3 separate regions of the Homo sapiens genome follow, and regions 2 and 3 are each linked to region 1. The links are chromatin contacts, found by Hi-C in ENCODE. All regions are on one chromosome and are shown on one strand. Each heading gives the region's core, a stretch centred on a gene start or an enhancer-like site at or near the end of the contact. The rest is flanking DNA. Distances are from core to core; before and after follow the strand shown. Region 1 has its middle 36 kb from the start of CCDC80. Region 2 overlaps NEPRO-AS1 (NEPRO antisense RNA 1). Region 3 holds the start of SLC9C1 (solute carrier family 9 member C1).

Region 1 (4,284 bases), core at 947-3,446:
ATACAGATACAGCCTCAAAATTCATCAAACTGATACTTTAAGTATGTATAGTTTATTATATGTCAATTATACCTCAATAACACAACATTTAAAAAATAAAACTATGACTACAAATAGAAATTTTAAAAAATATACTCAGTGAACAGAAAAGGAAGTTTTGGTATTGTGGCTAAACTCCCTTTTTTCTCCCAGTATTAAGTAATAATACGTAGGCATATTTACTAAAATATTGCCATGTACTAGGCATAATATTAGATACTTTATATGTGTTAGTTATTTAACATTCACAACATCCCTGTGAGATAGATAACCCTATTAGACCATTTCATAATTGGAAAACCGATGGACTTAACCAAGTACTCACTTGTAAAAGTGGCAAAGTCAGGATTTAAATCATTCTTGACAACTACACTCACTACCTCACGTGAGACAAAACCCTCATTTAATTGTTAAACTGTGCTTGCTGTCTTGAATTAGAAATACTAGACTAGGAAGGAGACCTCCAGAGAGCCAGAGAGGAAGGCTGAATGAGGGCCAGAAATAATCACCCGGAACTGAGTTTGGAGTGATAAATACTTTAGCTCTGGCTCCATACCTGTCCTGCAACTGCATCCTGACTCTGTGTATAATACTTAACTGCCTGTGTCAAGTAATTCAGCCTAGACCTGACCCTTTCCCTTATTTGTGCAGGTGACTCTGTTTCTGCCCCAGGCCAACCTTAATACCCAAGGCCCTTCACCAGTTTTTGCAGCAAAGATTTTTTGGTAATTTTAGTGGTGATCTGGAGATTCATAGGAAAGAGTCACATCTCCCAATGCTCTGCTCAGTCCCCCACCTCCTGCAGCTACCTATTTCTCTAAGCCTCCCCCGACTTCCCCCACTTCTCCAGCCAGACTCCCATCACTCTTCACATTTCCTCTGCAGTGCTTGGTCCCAGTCTTCCGTCTACTTTCCTTCTTCACTTAAGACCAAGGCTATGTCTTTTACCCACCTCATTGCTATCAAAGCCCTTTCTCCCTTAGGAAATTATCTGGCCAGCTACTAAGAAGATAAATTTGTTTCTGTATCCTGACAGAAGTTATTGCTGTCTTCCCAAGGCTGACCTGACAAGTGTGTTGCTGTAGTAACCACATCTAAAAAAATGTGTGGCCAACAGCAAAGATATGGAATCAACCTAAGTGTCCTGTCAATGGATAATAGGATAAAGAAAATGTGGTATATAAACACAATGGAATACTATTCAGCCATAAAAAAGAATGAAATAATGTGTTCTGCGGTGACATGGATGGAACTGGAGGCCATTGCCTTAAGTGAAACAACTCAGAAACAGAAAGTCAAATACTGCATGTTTTCACTTATAAGTGGGAGCTATATAATGTGTACACATGGGCAAAGAGTGTGGAATGATAGACACTAGAGACTTGGAAGGGTGGGGGCACAGAAGGTGGGGAGATTATGAGAAATTACTTAATTGGTACAAAGTACATTTTTCAGATAACAAATCCAGTAAAAGCCATGACTTCACCACTGTGCAATACATGCATGTAACGAAATTTCGCTTGTACCCTTTAAATTTATACAAATAAAAAATGCATAGAGAATGGGAGGGGACCTTCTTCTCAAAGAGAATCTCAGCCCTTGGTTATTAAAACAAAGGCCAAAGCTCATGCACACCTCAGAAATCAGGTCTAAAATTTTCAGACTGATATCAGATATCCACTGGTGGCTAGCGGGTTCACCTGCATCAATTTGTATGATTTTATTAAGGAGGGGATAAAAAAAAGTTTGCACACTTCTGTCCTCCTTGCAAGCTTTGCACAGCTGCCTTCCTAGGGCTTGCAAAATATAGTTTCAAATGTGAAGGGGGCATTTATAACTCAGCATCTCAGGTCTCCAGGGGCAGGAAAAATGATACTAGGATAATGTCTGCCACCAACCAGGATTGTCTCTCTTACCTCCTCTGTGGCTGCATTTGGGAGAATAAGGGCTGAAAAGGCAGGGAGAGTGGATAGGGCCTCTCCAACAGTTTGGGCAGCATGAGGTAGAGAGCAGAATAAATACTGCTCAAGGAAGTGAAACCCGCTATTGGGTTTGTAATGCCTCTTTGCTGTTCTGCTAGCTCCCGCACTCCAGAGATGACTAAGCAGCTGATTCATTGTGGCACCCTCAGAAAAACAGCTCAGCCCTGAGAGAGGAGTCATGCAAGAGGAGAGGGCGCGCATGTGTGTGTGTGTGTTACGGGTGAGGGGGTGGTGTCTGTCAACATGTCTTTTAATGAGCAGTCACAGTATTTTACAAAGGCTTGAATTAGTTGCCAATATGTTTAAAGAAACACAAAGATGAGGTTTTTTTTGCATGAAAAATCCGAATTTGTGAATATCAGCTGATCTGACACCCTGTGTTACTTTAATAGCTTCCTTGCTGGTCTTCCTGCTTCCATCATTTTCTCTTTTACAGTCTGTTTTCAACCCAGCAGCCAGAGGGATCCTTTTCCAATGTAAATCAAATTATGTCACTTCCTTGATTAAAATCTTCCCATGATGTTCCATCTCACTCAGAGTAAAAGTGAGAGTCCCAGAAATGCTCTGTGAGACCTACCTGCTGAGGTACCCTGTTACCTTTCACCTGTCCTAGTCTTCCCTGTCCTCTTCCTCTCCTTCCCCTTCCACTTTCCTCTCCATCTCCTCCTCTTTCTTTTCCTCCTTCTCCTAGTATAAAAGATGGAACCAGACTATTCTGTGGCTCTATTTTCTGTGTGTTTTTGAGTAAATTACTTAACTGGTCTGTGCCTCACTTCCTCATTGGTGAAATGAGGCTAAAAATCGTATCCTGTTCGTAGTGTTGTTTTGAGAACAAAATGAGTTAATATTTTTAAAGCCCCTAAGACAGTGCCCGACACATAATAAAAATAATCCCATTGCTCTTCTAATCCAGCCATGCGGATTTTCTTAATTTTGCTCAAATAAGATAGGTTTGCTCCTGCCTCAGTGCCTTTGCAGATGCTCCTTTCTCTGCCAGGCTGTGGCTTCTACAAATACCCATCTCTTTCAAGCCTTACTTACCTGTATTTGAAGTGAATGAAAAATTGAAAAACAAAAACCCAAGTGGACCAAAAAATAAACAAACAAAAGCCAGCCAGGAAGAAATGAAGAGTATTGATTAAATTCAGCAAATAAATGGAAGAAAAAAAAAATCTCAAAATAAAGACTCATTTACAAGGTGGCTTTAGGAAAAGAGATTCAAATTAAAATTTAACAAGAAACATTGAAGAAAACTGGAAAATAACCAAAATAATTAAAATTTATAGTAATTTTTTTCTAGAAAATCATGAGGACACCTAAAGTATAAATTAGATATGGCTCAGCACTGTCTAGTTTACAATTTACCTTATGAAGTCAACTTATTGCTCTAAGTATTTGGGTCCAAGCATCTGGGACCAGCTTGTTACCATCTCTGACTATTGGAAAACCTTTTGCCAATTGCTTCCCCTCTGCTTCCTTTTCTAGTCCCGTCTGAACTGTCTTGTCTGGCCCTGTTTCCACCCAGGAAGCCGCAGATCCTGACTCCTTGTGTTTGTTTCTCTGCCCAGATGAGAAACACCCATCACCTCTGACTTTCCAAGGAGCAAATCACGCTCCGTGCCGGGCTCCCCCAACAACACCACTCCCTCTTCCCTTGCGATCTCCAGGTCCTCCTTTGACACTTCACTTCTCCTGAGAATCATACTGCTTCTGTTTCTACTCTGCATGCCAGAAGTTATTGCTTTCATCTATTCAATAAAGATTTATTTTAAGCAATTAAGTACCTGATATGTTTTTTTTTCCACCAGGGAACTTTGTACAATTTTATGTTTTTAAAAATTATTTCCAGAGGGATCTGAACAATTACAAATGGAGGCTTCAGTATGAGTACCTTAAATAAATATCACCTATTATTCAGAGACAAGGAGAGGATGGGAAAGGCACATTCCCTCTCTGGTCCTGGGGAGTTGAGGCCGCATAGAGGGGTCTCCTCTAAGCAGTCTGGAACATTGTTTATAACTCCTGATTGGCCCTGTTCTTGATCATGCCTTTCCTGGACTCCACAGCACTGTGGGACTAATGTAGAAAGGCTCTGTTCAACCAATAAGAAAAAAGACATTTTGTGTCATGCCTGGCAAGAACCTGCCTCCCCACTTTATCCTGAAGTGAGGCTTGTCTGGGAGACCTGGGCTCACTAAAAGGACTCAGAAATACATAAGCTGTCGAAGGTGTGAAAATGAATGTCATATGACGGAAAAGTTTT
Region 2 (4,284 bases), core at 502-3,001, 470 kb before region 1:
CAGTCCAGGAAAGGAGGACGGATCTACTTTCTAACTTGTGGAGAGATCATGGGCAAGTCACCCTGGTCTAAGTTTCTTCAAGGTAAATTACAATCCTGATTAAGAGGTTCAGAGAAGGTAACAGACATGAAAGAATTTTGAAAAATATAATATGTTATATTAACTTGTGGTGGTATATGATGGAGTTGAATTCAGCATAGGAAATAATTTTTTAAAAAGCTGTGTTGTGTTGCTACTTCTTTAAAAATGATGGCTAATAAAAGAGAATGAGCAGAGAAGGCCGTGCTTATAAGGAAGGAAGGAAATAACTGAATGATGGGTTTTTACATCATAGAACAATGGTAAAAACATCTTTGGCTGCAGTTTCCTCTTGTCCACTCATCTACCTACCAGCTGCTACTAAACATTAAACATTAAAGCATGGTAAAGAGGACTAAAAAACAAACAAACAAACAAACAAATCACCACCACAACAACAAAAAACTAGGCAATAATAGACCTTTGCTAAAGTTTATCCTCCTTTTCAGCATCCTTTTCTATCAGCCTATAGCCCATCATAGAACCCTGGCAAATATTAAATAGCTGTGGTCGAACAGAAAAAAACAACAGTTTTAGAATTAAGAGTTGGGTGTGGGCCCGAGTTCCTGCACATGTTGGCTGTGTAACCTGGAGAAGTTTTTTGTTTGTTTGTTTGTTTGTTTTTGAGACGGAGTCTCGCTCTGTAAGTTTTAAAAGTCTTTCTTATCCCAGATTTCCTCATCTATAACAAAAGAAGAACAGCCTACTATCCGGGCAGTGTCCAAATGAAATAATGTTTGTGAAAACCCTTTACAAACTGTAAAGTGCATTAGAAATGCCTATATTGTTATTCCGTCTTTTTGCCTCAGTTTCTTCATTTGTAAAACACGGCCAGTGACACCCATTTCACTAGGATATTTTGGTTCCCCGTGAAGCCCTCTGCAAGTAACTGAGTCTCATATTATACCTCACCCTAGATCTACAGCCCCTTATTTCTCTACCATGTAATGGAATATTTATTTCCAGCCTGACATTTTTGTTTTCTATTGTCTTGTTAGATATCACCCTCAGAGAGCTTCCAATATACTTGATAAGTGAAGACCCTCCCATGATTTACCTGCCCACACCTCTCTTTTTACAGGGGCCTGCTACTGTAGAAAGCTGGGACCCATGTTTGACAAGAGGCTCTTGGTTCTCTCCACCAAGAGGATTTAGGCATTCACCCTTCTTCAGACACTCCTGCCATGCTGATTACAGGGAGACCCCAGAGAGGTGAAAAAGCAGAGTGGACCGTGACAGCCTGAAGAACATTAAAAAAGAGCTTGCAGACGGTGCCACTAAATGCCTGAGACACTGAGTGAGAGGAGGGGCCCCATCCACTGAGCTGGCCGCCTCCTGTCTTCCCTCAAAACAGATAGCTCTTTCCATTCACTTCCACATGCGTCTATTCTCTGCCTCTTGAGTGGGCCTGAAACTGGAAAACATCTGCACTAGTTTCGTTTGGGTGTGATTTATAAGGACTCCCTGCGGTCCCCTCTCTCCCTTCTCCTCCTCTTCACCTCTGGGGCTTCGGGGTTTGGTTTTTTTTTTTTTTTGTTTTTAAACAGGCTTGTGTTTCTTGAGACTGGGTCACCTTGATTTATTATGCCCTGGACTCATTAACAGAAGACTCTGGGACAGGTCATTTATTTTCTGAGTGGTAATTTCCTGTCCTACCCCAGCCTGGCTCAGCAGGGGCCCAGTGGAGCACAGACTTATATTAGCTGCACTGTCACCATGGGAGAACAGAATTGAGCAAGAAAAGTTCAGAGGGCAAAAAACATCTCTTAAGAGCTTTTCTCCTTACTCTGATGATTTCCTTCAGAGTCCCTTTTGGTAGCTCCCTGTCTCTCTTTTTTTTTCTCCCTTACCCCAGCAAATGGGATAAAGTTTAACAAGTTGCACGACTGCCTTCTTAAAGGAATAAACACTGGCCTTTCTTCTCTGTTTCATGTTTGAGTGATCCAACATTTATATGCAAAAATAAAAGATAGGGAGGATACTAGTGGGCACCCCAAGCTGAGGATGAATTAGATGAATTAAACAGTCCAAATTTTTACCAGGCCCTTGTTACAATAATATATTCACGTTGAGGCACTGAAATCTGATGTGTTAATTTTTAGAGAGACCAGAAGACAAAGATAAAATTACTCAAGATTTTCAGATAGGATCTTGGGATGAAGATTAAAGAAATTGACATTATTTAGCCTAAAGTTCAGAGGCTGAAGAATGATTTATTAACTGTTTCCAGGTCTCTGGAAGGTAGTTACATATAGGAATGATGGTGACCAGCTGTTTTCTGACTGCACTAAGGATAGAATGAAAGGAAGTGGAATCAAATTGTAGTAAAATGGCAGAATAAGTAGTCATAAAGGTGAACATCCATGGCTAAAGTCTATTGAGGAAGATGAGATATATCTTTAAAGCTGTAAGCTTGTTAGCCCCATTTTATAGGTTAATGAATGGAGGTTCAGAGAGGTTAAAAAACTTGACCAATGTCCATCACTGAGGAAGTGACAGAACCAGGTCTAGCTGGACTCCACAGTGTATGACAAGGCTGACTTATATGGCAAAGAAATTAACAAGAAATACAGAAAATAGTCATTTTATGAAGTGCCATTAGCCTAGATTGGCTCATGTGCAGAGGACAGGGGATTCAATTCTGTGGACTTAAGGTCCTGGGATTCTGTGCTATACCTGCCTCTGTGTTGGGAGGACAGTACCCTCCATTCACTCTCAGCCCAACAGACAGGCAGAGAGGGCAGACAAGCACTGCAGTTTCCCTGAAACAGTCTGAAGATTTTTGGCTCTGTTTGTGCTGGTCATGTCTGTTGCTTGTCATGGGCTGCACTCCCAGACGAAGGCTCTGGTTTCAGGAAGGCCATGAGGATGATGGGTTGTGGGTGTCCAGGGCACAGGAAAGACATCCCTCCTACGCACAGTGCATGGCGTCCCAAAGGTTCATCCCTCATGGGAAGGCCAGTTAGTTAAGGAGGTTCCAGAGTTTGTTCCACGGTGAGGATTGGAATTTACGCAGAGCCACCAAAGTGGCTAGAATTCGTCCGAGGAGCATGCAGAGGTGGGAGGAGCAAATCCCAGCTGTATGATTGTCCATGCACATGGGCCAGTTTGGGAATGGCCATGATGGAGGAGCAAGGCTATACGAAACTAGGACTGATTGACCGAATGGGAAGGATGACTAACATGTGCTGCATACTTACTCTGCCAGGCACTATTCAAAGTTGGTGAACTATATTAGCTCATTCAGTCTTTGTGGCAACCCTATAAAGTCAGTAGTACTGTTACCAGAAAGGGGTCCTGATCCAGACCCCAAAAGAGGGTACTTGGATCTCGCTGAAGAAACAATTCGGGGCGAGTACATACAGTAAAGTGAAAGCAAGTTTATTAGGAAAGTAAAGGAATAAAAGAATGGCTACTCCATAGACAGAGGAGACCTGAAGGCTGCTGGTTGCCCATTTTTATAGCTATTTCTTGATTATATGCTAAACAAGGGGTGGATTATTCATGCCTCCCCATAATTTCCTGACTACACCTTGGCATTTGTAAACTGTCATGGCTCTGGTGGGAGCGTAGCAGTGAGGACGACCAGAGGTCACTCTCATCGCCATCTTGGTTTTGGTGGGTTTTGGCAGGCTTCTTTACTGCAAGCTGTTTTATCAGCAAGATCTTTATGACCTGTATCTTGTGCAGACCTCCTATCTCATCCTGTGACACGGAATGCCTTAACTGTCTGGGAATGCAGCCCAGTAGGTCTCAGCCTCATTTTACCCAGCTCCTCTTCAAGATGGAGTTTCTCTGGTTCAAATGCCTCTGACAGTACTGTTGTTAGCCTCATTTACGATGAGGAAAAGAAGCACAGTGAGGTCAGTAACTTGTTTGAGCCCAGCAGCTAGGAAGAGTTGGAGCTTGAGTCCAGGTCCAGAGAGAGTCTGACCCCAGTAGCTGTATTCTTAATTACCTCAGTTTAGGATGAGGTGCTTAAGTTCCTCCCTCTCCCCCACCCCTGGAGGAACTTTTGCTCTGGGGTCACTGGCTCAACAATGACATAGCTTCTTGCTGCCTAGTTTATAAGAAGTACTAAAAATTGTAAACATTGTTCTAATTTAGGGATTTTATATTCACTCTTTCTCTGCCTCTTTCTTTATCTTAAAATAGGCTGGAGGAGAGAGAACAAAAAGTAAACATTTGTATGCTCCCCAAGTCAGG
Region 3 (4,284 bases), core at 608-3,107, 380 kb after region 1:
GCCTATAATCCCAGGACTTTGGGAGGCTGAGGAGAGGATGGCTTGAGGCCAGGAGTTTGAGACCAGCCTGGGCAACATAGCAAGACTCCATCTCTACAAAAAGAATTAAAAAATTAGGTGTGGTGACATGCCTGTAGAAGTATTCACCCAAATACTTGGGAGGTTCAGGTGTGAGGACTGCTTGAGCCCAGAAGTTTAAGGTAGCAGGGAGCTATGGTCATACCACTACCTTCCAGCCTGAGTGACAGAGTGAGATCCCATCTCTTGGAAAAAAAAGGTGAATGATTCTGGATTACAAGGATGTCCAGTGTGTGGTCATTAGAGTATATTGCTAAAGAGAAATATTAGACAACATTTACATTTCCTGTTTTATTTATATATATATATATATATATATATATATAAACTTAGCAAGACATATGTATATAAACAAATACATAATGTGGCAAATATTAGCTTTGCAACTTAATTAATTTTTAAATATATATCCACACATGAACCACAACCCACACACAGATATGTGGCATGTATTTCCAACAATGAGAATCCTTTTTTTTTTTTTTTGAAACGGTGTCTCACCCTGTCTCCCAGGCTGGAGTGCAGTGGCGCAATCTCGGCTCACTGCAACCTCCATCTCCCGGGTTCAAGTGATTCTCCTTTCTTAGCCTCCCGGAGCTAGGACTATAGGCGCCTGCCACCATGCCCGGCTAATTTTTGTATTTTTAGTAGAGACGGGGTTTCACCTTGTTGGTCAGGCTGGTCTCGAACTCCTGACCTCAGGTGATCCACCTGCCTCGGCCTCCCAAAGTGCTGGGATTACAGGCATGAGCCACTGCACCTGGCCGAGAATAGATTTTTTAAAGACCCAAGAAAAGGGGCAGCCCAGCAAGACAGAAAATTTCACCAGTAACTGCTCTACTTTAACCAAACACCACAGAAAAGTGTTCACCCACTCCCTGTACCCACATACCAGCAAAGACTGAGTAGGAAGCTTAAACTTCACCCATACCATACAAGATGCCAGAACCCTGCCTGTTTCCCCACCCCAACCAGAGCAGTATCAGAAAAGGCCTTGTGGGAGCTGGAACTTCCATAACAACCAGGCCATAAAGATGCACCCCATGCCTCAGTTGGAGACCATGTAGGGAGCCTGGACTTCTGCTCCAACCCAGCCAAACAAGTTGCCTCCTGCCTTCTTCATCAGGGTAGTATCAGAGGAGGCCAAATGAAGAGTTGGGAATTTTACCACCATTCACTTATAAACGTGTGGGTCGGGAGAAAGAGATGAAACACAGAGAACAAAACATTAAATACAATTTTAAATAACTTTAAGATATTTTATGAGAGTAGGAATGTGAAAAGTTGGCTCTATAGTAATAACTAAGTAATTTCAATTAAAATATTTTTTACATATTATGTTTAGAAAAAACAAATGAGTATATCATTATTCCTGAAAATTTCCTCACATATAACCCAGAGTGAAAGTTCACCTTGTCATCTTGATTTCATTCTCTTACATGCCCACAATATCCATTCACTTTTTCCCTAACCCAGCAACCTGCGTCCTCATATCTCTACCACACTATCTTATCCAGGAAACTTCCTTTTACTAGAATTCTGGGAAAGCAGTGTCCAACAGCTCTTTGTCAGAAATCCACTGTCCCAAAGTCTTAAATTAACACAATGGCGCAATTTCTGTAGGTTCATTTTCACCCCTTATTTGTTTATTTTTAAAAAATAAAACAAAGCCTTAAGCCGTCAAATGCCTGAGATATACAGGAGCAATGACGTTGCATTTCATCAGCCAATCAAGTAAGAGATGATGGGCCTGAAGCTAACCGGTGCAGACTAGGGGCGAGTTTGGAGCAAGTAACTGTCAGTGAGGTTGCAGTTGGTCTGGGCTGTTTGGCTGTGAGCGAAATAGCTGCCCCCCACTTCTCACTTGCACACCACGGGATACTCCTCCTGAGGCTCCGGATGGTGAGCTCTCCAGTCTCTAGTTTCCTTTTCTGGAAGTTGACCTTTCCTACTGGTACTTTCTCTCTCAGTCTCGCCTCCTAGATGAACAAAGGCTCCCACTGTTTTCCTGCTAGAGATTCAGCCACTCCCTCTTGGCGCTTCTGCCTTTCTTGTGGCAGACCATGGAACACTTTCCCAAAGATCAGCTAGCTTCTCGGTTTGAACTTCTACCCCTTAGCTGCTTCCCCTCCTCCATTATGCTTTTTACATCAACTCTTTGTGAACTATCCAGTGGCATGTGTTCCCTTTGCGTTACTGAAACTGAAAAGTCCAGCCCTAGGGGAAAGCTCACTGGTTCAGGGAATCGCCTCAGGTGTGTGGAGCTGATCTTGAGCTGGAGGAAGGGCTCATTCTGAGTGGAGGGGCATTAGGAGGGCAATAGCCCACCCACCTTCAGAGTCAGTAAGATGTCTGCGTTGTGTGGTAGGAGAGTTTACTAAGGAGACAATCCAGCCTCTGGTATCAATATAAAATAAACCATTAAGCATGAGCTTTGTAGCTGTGAAGATTACTGAGATCCCACAGTGCCCTCTTCAGGATGCTTTCTTCACCTAATTCTTGCAAAACGTTCCAATCTGAAGGAAGAAGACTGTTTCCATGTTCAGTAACATGGTAAATTAGTGTGACTTACGGTTCATGAGACAAAATTTCTCAATGCTGGCTGACTGACAAGGACAAATTCATGTCATTTTTGAGAGGGCAGTCATTAATTTCCTCCACACACAAAGAGAATTGAGATATTAGCTAACATGAGAGATATATATATATATATATATTTGAAATAGAGTCTCACTCTGTCACCCAAGCTGGAGTGCAGTGGCACAATCTAGGCTCACTGCAATCTCTGCCTCTTCAATTGATTCTCCTGTCTCAGCCTCCCAAGTAGTTGGGATTACAGGCATGTGCCACCACACCTGGCTAATTTTTTTTTTTTTTTTTTTGTATTTTTAGTAGAGACAGTTTCACTATTTTGGCCAGGCTAGTCTCGAACTCCTGATCTCAAGTGATCCACCCGCCTAGGCCTCCCAAAGTGCTGGGATTACAGGCGTGAGCCACTGTGCTCAGTCAACTAACTTATTGTTAAATTAATGCAGAGGACCTATGTGATAAACCAATATTTTTTTCTTTAATGGGATTTGGACTCACAGACTTTTACAAAGCTGTCAAAAGTCAGCTTAAGATGAAGAGTTCTAATTATATTGAAAACCTGTGGCCGGGCGTGGTGGCTCACGCCTGTAATCCCAGCACTTTGGGAGGCCGAGGCGGGCAGATCACAAGGTCAGGAGATCGAGACCATCCTGGCTAACACAGTGAAACCCCGTCTCTACTAAAAATACAAAAAATTAGCCGGGCGTGGTGGCTGGCGCCTGTAGTCCCAGCTACTCGGGAGGCTGAGGCAGGAGAATGGTGTGAACCCGGGAGGCAGAGCTTGCAGTGAGCCGAGATCGCACCACTGCACTCCAGCCTGGGCGACAGATCATGACTCCGTCTCAAAAAACAAAAAAAAGAAAACCTGTTTATTCTCATAGCTATTTCCTTACCCATACATTTAACATATTAAGCTACAGTAATGTTAGTATTTTTAAAACTATTTTAAGATGACATCTATTCTCAAATAGAGATTTCTTATGAGATTTTGGAGTAGAGGTTGGGGAAGCCAAATGGTATTTATCACATATGCATAGCCAGAGAGATAAATTGTGTTGAATTTGATCATATATATCTCTGAATTTAAGAGTAAACAGGATTCGTGGTAATTTTATTATTATTAATGTGATTATAATTTAACTTTCATGTTCTGGGATACATGTGCAGGTTTGTTATATGGGTAAATTCATGTCATGGAGATTTGTTGTACAAATTATTTAATCACCCAGCTATTAAGCCTGGCACCCATTAGTTATTTTTCCTGATCCTCTCTCTCCTCCCACCATCTACCCTCAAGTAGGCCCCAGTGTATTCCCCTCTATGTGTCCACGTGTTCTGAATATTTAGCTTCCACTTATAAGTGAGAACATGCAGTATTTGGTTTTCTGTTCCTGCATTAGTTTGCTAAGAATAGTGGCTTCCAGCTCCATCCATGTTCCTACAAAGGACATGATCTCATTCTTTTTTATGGCTGCATAGTATTTCATGGTGTATATGTGCCACATTTAGTTTATCTAGTCTACCATTGATGGGCATTTGGGTTGATTCTATGACTTTGCTTTTGTGAACAGTACTGCAATGAATGTACGCATGCATATGTCTTTATGATAGAACAGT

What was found. Hi-C counts contacts between places; a loop is a spot of excess contacts on that map. Pooled maps may share reads with other maps.
Region 2: a pooled map shows a loop between it and region 1 (6-fold over the local background). The contact joins two enhancer-like sites. A Hi-C loop is called at or near these places in 2 of 37 single-sample maps with no recorded cell type and 3 of 50 pooled maps.
Region 3: a loop to region 1 is called in a pooled map, with 4 times the contacts of the local background. The contact joins the promoter of SLC9C1 here to the enhancer-like site in region 1. A Hi-C loop is called at or near these places in 2 of 37 single-sample maps with no recorded cell type and 8 of 50 pooled maps.

Annotation. Positions count from the first base shown.
Region 1 is chr3:112,674,848-112,679,131 of GRCh38, reverse strand. No RefSeq gene overlaps it. Among named protein-coding and RNA genes, the nearest start is that of CCDC80, 36 kb to the right of the region's middle. Within about 2 kb of position 2,196, at least 14 of the 41 ENCODE cell types and tissues checked have a DNase peak (open chromatin) inside an H3K27ac peak, as active enhancers do.
Region 2 is chr3:113,149,070-113,153,353 of GRCh38, reverse strand. All of the region lies in intron 1 of NEPRO-AS1 (NEPRO antisense RNA 1), which reads right to left. LINC02044 (long intergenic non-protein coding RNA 2044) reads left to right here. Exons shown (of 4, transcript NR_110823.1): 3 at 1-82. Among named protein-coding and RNA genes, the nearest start is that of LINC02044, 17 kb to the left of the region's middle. Within about 2 kb of position 1,751, at least 10 of the 41 ENCODE cell types and tissues checked have a DNase peak (open chromatin) inside an H3K27ac peak, as active enhancers do.
Region 3 is chr3:112,291,789-112,296,072 of GRCh38, reverse strand. SLC9C1 (solute carrier family 9 member C1) reads left to right here and starts at 1,857. Exons shown (of 29, transcript NM_183061.3): 1 at 1,857-1,980.